Linked DNA regions of Homo sapiens: region 1 is linked to region 2. The links are chromatin contacts, found by Hi-C in ENCODE. All regions are on one chromosome and are shown on one strand. Each heading gives the region's core, a stretch centred on a gene start or an enhancer-like site at or near the end of the contact. The rest is flanking DNA. Distances are from core to core; before and after follow the strand shown. Region 1 has its middle 16 kb from the start of TENT5C-DT. Region 2 has its middle 45 kb from the start of CD2.

The links. A loop is a pair of places that touch in the nucleus more often than their neighbours do.
Region 1: a map of posterior vena cava shows a loop between it and region 2 (15-fold over the local background). The contact joins two enhancer-like sites. A Hi-C loop is called at or near these places in 1 of 168 maps with a recorded cell type or tissue (posterior vena cava).

The regions. Positions count from the first base shown.
Region 1 is chr1:117,588,318-117,592,008 of GRCh38, forward strand. No RefSeq gene overlaps it. Among named protein-coding and RNA genes, the nearest start is that of TENT5C-DT, 16 kb to the right of the region's middle. Within about 2 kb of position 2,119, at least 7 of the 41 ENCODE cell types and tissues checked have a DNase peak (open chromatin) inside an H3K27ac peak, as active enhancers do.
Region 2 is chr1:116,797,755-116,801,376 of GRCh38, forward strand. No RefSeq gene overlaps it. Among named protein-coding and RNA genes, the nearest start is that of CD2, 45 kb to the left of the region's middle. Within about 2 kb of position 1,922, at least 3 of the 41 ENCODE cell types and tissues checked have a DNase peak (open chromatin) inside an H3K27ac peak, as active enhancers do.

The DNA of each region.
Region 1 (3,691 bases), core at 869-3,368, 790 kb after region 2:
CAGAGGGATGGTCCTTGCACAAGGTTTGTCCTGTACTCTTTTCCACGTGTCACCCCCACACTGCTCCTCCAGTGGGGCTGGAGCTTGATAAGGGCCACTGTGGGGTGTCAGTCGTCCACACTGTGGCATCCCACTAACTGTCCTGCTCCCTTCCCTGTGGTCCAGCCTCTACAGACGCAGAGAGGAGCGAGACAGGAGCTCTGTGTCTAGTGGAAGTGGAGAGATCAGACAGGAACCCAGGAATGGTTCAAGAATAACAGCAGTATTTGTGAAATCAGATTATGTCACTCCTATGCTTAAAGCCTACTAGTGGTTTCCATTTGTAACAAGAGTCACACTGAGCCCTCTGTGTGGCTGACAAGCACCTGCATGACCCAGCCCTGCCGACTTCTTCAACTTTCCTCTCAAGCTACACTCCCCTAGCTCACCCCGCTCCATGATCCTGGCTTTTAGTTCTTCAAAGACACTGAACTCTGCTTCTTCAGCTCATCTGCAAGCTCCACAGGATGGGCACTGGGCTCTTTGATTTTTCACAGTACCTGAATTGATCCTTAGCACATGTAGGTGCTCAATTCATATTTTCAAGTGTCTGAATGAGCAACGTCCACATTGACGCATTGATGTGAATGGAAGTGAGAAATCACTAGGTATATTATGAGGCACAGGAAGGAGGCTCACCTGGACAGACTGAAGGGGTCAAGGGCAACGTGAGGAGACCAGGCTGAAGGGAACGTGGGTCAGTCTGTGAGGCTTTAAATGCCAGGCCTAAAGTCTGCCTCTGACCCTGTACCTTGCAGTGAGGGGCTGGAAAGCCTTGCTGAGGATGGAGCAGGAATCATTCAGAAAGAGACCTTTGGCAGGCACCAGCAGGACAGATGGAAGCATGATAAACTTGGAAGCTGGGACCCAGGTTGGGAGGCTTTGGAAATACTGTGGGCCTAGCTAAGGAGTCACATGGACTAGGGTGGGGTGTGAATGGACTTGCCGAGGCCTGGACAGGAACCAGCAGGACTTGCGTGTGGAGTACTGAAGGAACCAAGTCCAGGAAGATGGGACTTATGGACTCGGGGTCTGCGATGGTTCATTTTATGTGTCAACTTGACTGGACTAAAGGGTGACCAGATAGCTGGCAAAACATTATTTCTGTGTGTCTGTGAGGCTGTTTCCAGAAGAGATTTACATCTGAATCCATGGACTGAGTAAAGAAGATCACCCTCACCAATGTGCGTGGGCAGCATCCAATCCTTTGAGGGCCTGAACAGAACAAAAAGGCAGAGAAAGGGTGAATTCTTTTTCTCTCTTCTTGATCTGGGACACCCATCTTCTCTGCCCTTGGACATCAGAGTGCCTGGTTCTTGGGCCTTCAAACTCTGGGACTTAAACCAGCAGCCTCTCTTGTTCTCAGACCTTCGGACTCAGTCTGAATCACATCACTGGCTTTCCTGGTTCTCCAGCTTGCAATTGGCATATTGCAGGATTTCCTGTTCCTCATAATCATGTGAGTTTATTCCTAGAATAAATATGTATATATATATCCTACTGGTTCTCTTTCTCTGGAGAACCCAGACTAATAGAGGGTCTGTCCATGGATGCCACACCCTGGTCTGTAGGAAGGCAGGACCCTGGGGTGTGGGCAGGATCTGGAACGGGGGGGCAGATTATTAAACCAGGGACACAGGATGGTGGCCATGTCAGTGTAGCATGGCCTTTACCATCCAGGAGCCCTGGCTCACTCCCAGCTCTGTCACTTGCTGGACTTGGCTAATCACTTAATATCTCTGTACCTCAATTTCCTTATCTGTCATATGGGAATAATAATGGTTCTAGTTGTGATGATTCCCTATGATAATGCAGGTAGAGCACACAGCACAATGCCCAACAGCCAGTCAGACCTCAGTTAAATATTAACAACTCTTTTGAAATTAATATTATGCATAAAATAATGTATGTTACACAAACTGGAGACCTAGAAAGACTCATGCTTGGAGATGTAGGCACAAGAGCTCATTTGCAGAACAGGAGTTTCCAGGAGTACCAGTTGGGCCACGGGTACACTGTGGCCTGTGTCTGGGCTCTCAGGAAGGTCACTAAGCTTCTTGATGGGAGCTGAGGCAGCTGAAGGTTGGCCTCTCAGGCCAGTGTGGCTTGAGGGCTGGGTGGAGCAAGTCTGCAGATGGTGATGTTGACTCAGCTGTGAGGAGCTGGGGGCAAAGGGAACAGAATCAGCATGGGAGGCTGCTCCACGGCCATGATCTGATTCAATGTGTCCATGCTCCCTGGTAATGCTTCAGACAAAACATAGGATGGGAGGCAGCAGTTGAAGCCACTGCCCACAACGTGGCCTGGGGTTTGGCTGAAGATTCTAGTCACGCTGGGGTTCCCTATCTGCAGGCTGGGATGCTTGCAGGTAAAAAGTGTGCTGCATGCCCCAAGTGGCGGTTTTGATCAGCAGGAGACGTTTCTCAGGCTTTCCTGTGTGTGGAATGGTTCTTATGCCTCTGCTAAGCATCTCTGCTTTGTCTGATCTCGAGAATGTGTGACTTACACAACAGGTACTGGATCAGCATGACATTGCCCTTGTGTGAAGCCAGTATTTGGAAGGGAGGTTGGCTCTGATTTAGACTGAGCCAAGAGCAAGCCTGGGGTCCTACTACTTCTAAGCAGTGGGACCTTGGGCCATTCCTGAGCTTTCCTCGCTGCCTGGATGTCTTAAAAATGGAGATAATTCTTGTGAAGCCCTGAGGTTGAAAGTTCAGTAATTGTTAGCTAGTCACCAAAATTCTTTAAAAAGCTGTTGCATACATGATCACAGTTCCCCCTCCCAATAAAGCTGTGGTGTGAATGAGGCATTATTATTATACTCATTTTACAGAGGGAGCAAAGGTTCAGAGAGGTTATGTGGAGGGCTGCCTGGCACACATGCCCAGGTCTTTCACCCAGAAGCTGGGTGCTCCATTTCCTATGCCATGGGTTCCCAAATATTCCCCCCAGCTGCTTAAAATTCTGATTTAGAGGGCTTGAGGTGTGTTCAAGAAGTGACCTTTTTAGCAATCACCCCTGTTGGCAACCTGGGAGCGTTCCTAGAGTTGCTGCTTAATGGGCGGAGGCTCTGCCCACTGCCTGTGGCTCCCAGCCCAGACTCTTATACCCAAGTCCCTCAGGAAAAAAGGAACAAAACAGGTTGTACTGTGTAAACAGTAGAAACTTCTCCAGGTAGAGGTCTGCTTCCCTCCAGGGCTCAGCATTAAGCTCCAAGAAAGGAGGGGGAAAGGAGGGGGAGAGGAGGAGAAGAGGAGTGGGAGAGGAGGGGGAAGAGCGGGGAAAAGGAGGGGGAAAGGAGGGTGCCAGAGCTACCCAGGAGCTGTCCAGGGGTCACTGTCATCCTAAAAAACACACTGCTGTTCAAAAGTGGCCAGCTCTGGAGCCACCTGGCCTGAGTTTGAATCCTGGCTCCTCAGCTTACTAGCTCTGAGGCTTTAATAGGTCATTTAATTTTTTTCCATATGAAACAATAGATCCTACCTCCAGGAAACAGCCCTGGGTACAGGCCCCAGCACACTTGGGCACTTAATAATGGTTGGCTACTACTGTGACTATCGCTACCAGACCAAGCAGTCTCTCCTCACTTTCAGCTGCAACTTCTCCAGTGTATGGCCAGATTCAGTCAGGAAGAAACAGGCAAAAGTATGAG
Region 2 (3,622 bases), core at 672-3,171:
GGTTATAAAATCCATTCCAGATGCGAGTCCCCTGCATTTCCATTCCATGTGTCCTCCGCCTCCCCCACTTCACTGTACTTACTAGGATCCATCCTGATCTTCATGAATCATGAAGACTACCTTGGATCTGCTACATATATGAGTCAGACTATTGGCTCTTTGAGAAACTCATTTGCTTTCTGTCCCATAGACATTGGTCAGTAAATGTATAATGGCGGAAGGGCTGCAATGGGATTAGAGAGAGTTAGTGTTCATCTTTCACTAAGATCTGCTTCCACTCCCAGCTGGCTTCCAGGGAATAAAGCCTCCTCACAGAACACACAGAGGTGGTGCAGAGAAAGCCCTAGGACCACACGAATACCACCAGACCTTGAAATGTGGGAAAAGAGGGCTGTAGGAGGCAATTCTGAATTTTTGTTGGCATGAATGAGCACATAAAATCACTTAGAGTGTTCAGGAAATTTTTCAGCCCTCTTCATTAGCTATCTTGCCTCCTTCCCCCTCAACTTTATTTTTTGTTTGTTTACTTCTTCTTTCAGGGGACCAGAAAAATCTAAGATGTGCTATTTATTTACTCATTCATTCATCCATACATTCCTTCAGTCATTTTTTACTGCAAATATCTATGGTGCCAGGCACTGTGTTAGGCACTGGCTTTAGAAGGGTGAAAATTATGAGGCTGGGCATGGTGGCTCATGCCTGTAATTCCAGCACATTCAGAGGCCTAGGGGGGTGGATCAACTGAGATCAGGAGTTCAAGACCAGCCTGTCCAGCATGGCGAAACCCCGTCTCTATTAAAAATACAAAAATTAACCAGGTGCAGTGGCATGCACCTGTAGTCCCAGCTACTTGGGAGGCTGAGGCAGGAGAATTGCTTGAACCAAGGAGGCAGAGGTTGCAGTGAGCTGAGACCAAGCCACTGCACTCCAGCCTGGGTGACAGAGCAAGACTCCGTCTCAAAAAAAAAAAATAAATAAATAAAAAAAAATAAAAACAGAAGGATGAAAATTAGGCTAGCTGGCCTTGAAAACTCACCATTCATTTAAGGTGTACACACACATTGATTTCCCAAGTCTTATCAGCCTTGGGGGTAAACAAGGGCATGAGTGACAAGTGCAATGGTATTTAACTCTGAACACCCACAAGCAGTTGTTAAACTCCAAGCCCCACTGAGAGTCCTAGAGGCAAACACTCCCAAAAGCTGCAGAGGTTTTCCCACATCATTACCATCATGTGCCAGACAGCCCTGCTGCTGCTGTTGCCTGAGCAGGAAAACCAGGGACAGTGTCTCTGCATTGGGAGCCTTGGGTGGGCTTATGAAGCAGTTTCTGTTGAATCTCCTGCATCCAGTGCGATTTCCACATTCTCAGAGAAAGCCCTGTGGCCCTAGAATCTCCTTTCATCTAGGCTGTCACTCTTTTTCAGTGTCTCAAAGAAAGCACCTACAATTTATTGAATCATTTAGTTATTTTACCTAGAGCAATTTCAGTCAAAATATATATGATATGAGACCTTTTCCTGTTTTGCAAAAATATTAGAGCATAGGAAAGTGCTGACTGGGGAAGATGGGGAGGGGAGATTCCTGGGGATTGGAGGACCAAACAGAGGAGCCCGAGGGCCAAGACCAAACTTCCTTACTTCACACCCTTACCAGGGGTGGCCCTGCTGGGTTGCAGCAGACAAATAAAGGTTGTGGGCCTTCTGTGTCCTGTTAGGCAACAATAGTGGGTGCCTTAGGTGGGTGTAAAGTTCTTGATGATTTATGACATGCCAGAACTTGCCTGTGCTTAAAAAAAAGTCCTAGACGGCCGGGCATGGTGGCTCATGCCTGTAATCCCAGCCAAGGTGGGTGGATCACAAGGTCAGGAGATGGAGACCATCCTGGCTAACACAGTGAAACCCCGTCTCTACAAAAAATACAAAAAATTGGCCGGGCTTGGTGGCGGGTGCCTGTGGTCTGAGCTACTCAGGAAGCTGAGGCAGGAGAATGGTGTGAACCTGGGAGGCAGAGGTTGCAGTGAGCCAAGATCACGCCACTGCACTCCAGCCTGGGCGACAGAGCGAGACTCCATCTCAAAAAAAAAAAAAAAAAAAAAAAAGTCCTAGACAACAGGGGACTGATGTCTAAGACATCAGATATACACTGCCAAACATCAGAACATGAAATTTTTCCTGCTAGATTCCCTCTATAGTTTGTCTGTCCACTAAATAAATACATGTTGATCTACTGTGGCAAAGAACTAAGAAATGTGTACAAAACAGCTCATTCTCTCAAAATGCTTAATTTCTAGCCAGAGAGGTGATATATGGAAGGATGAGTTTTTTTCCTTCTTGCTCACCATCCTTTCCTCTTTCCAAAGAGTAAATCTCACAAGGCTACAATAATAGAGGAAGGGTTTTTTGGTTGTGACACCTAGGTCTTGGAAAGGTCCAGCCTTTTCTCATAAGATAACAGGAGATACATCAGTAGGAGGTTAACATCTGCTTTCTGAGAGATCTTATGATAATTTTAAATATTCCAAGTGATGGTCAGTCTCCTGGGACTTCTCCTTTCTTCTACTTCAGCACCCAAAGTTCTCCTCTCCACCTCACATTTCAAGAGGAGAAAGAGTTGAAACAGAAAGTAATTGATAAGGTGTCCTGACGACGTTTAGACACAAGAAGAATCAGGACTTCGGGTGGGTGCTATGGAGAGAAAGGATTAAAATAAGTGTAGTGGGAGGGAAGAGGAGGAAGATCCAGGGAAGGGGCCCTGCCACTCAAAGCTGTTGCTCTGTGGCAGATCCCAAGGCCTGTGCCCTTGAGCAAATTAAAAGACAAAGTAGACTAACCACTGGGATCATAAGCATTTGGATTAGAAGGCTTTGGATGATCAGCAGAAATGAAGAGCTGTTTTTATATTCTTCATGATTCTGGTTGTGTGTTTGACCTGAGAAGACGTGGATCAGATCGTCTTCCCACTCCACCCCACCTCCCACCTTCCTTCACCAGCACAGTCCTGGATGACAGAGCCTAGGAAATGAAGAGAGCCACTCTGGGAGCCGACTGATCAACAACTGGAGGGGCACTCTCGTTCGACTGTACCACCTTCCACAAGAAGAGGGTGGTGCTCAAGTTCCAGACATACACAGAAATATTAAGTAGAACCCATGAAGTGCTTTGCAAGTCCAGAGTAAAGAGATGTTAATTCTTTCTGCTTTGATGAAAGATAGGTTTGATGGAGGAAGTGGCATTAAAAGGGAGCTTTAAAGGACAGCCGTAATCTTAAGTTCGTGGAGACATAAGGGGAGGAAATTCCAAGCAGAGGGAGCAGAGGTGAAATGGGAATGGAAATGAGATGTGTTGTCTTTATGTATCATGGGCATCATGGGATATCATGTGGAAAATCAGTGTGATTATTTATCTCTACAATGCTGACCTCTTTATACCTTTGTAATAATAACATTGGCAGGAACTTACATAAAATCCCAACTGGAACCAAATATTCATTTCTTATTTTAACTAAACCACAGATGAGATCAAACCAAACCCGAAACACACACACACACACACACACACACACACACACACACAAAATTGTTGATAAGAAACGTATATTTTTGAATCCTAAATTATTTTCCT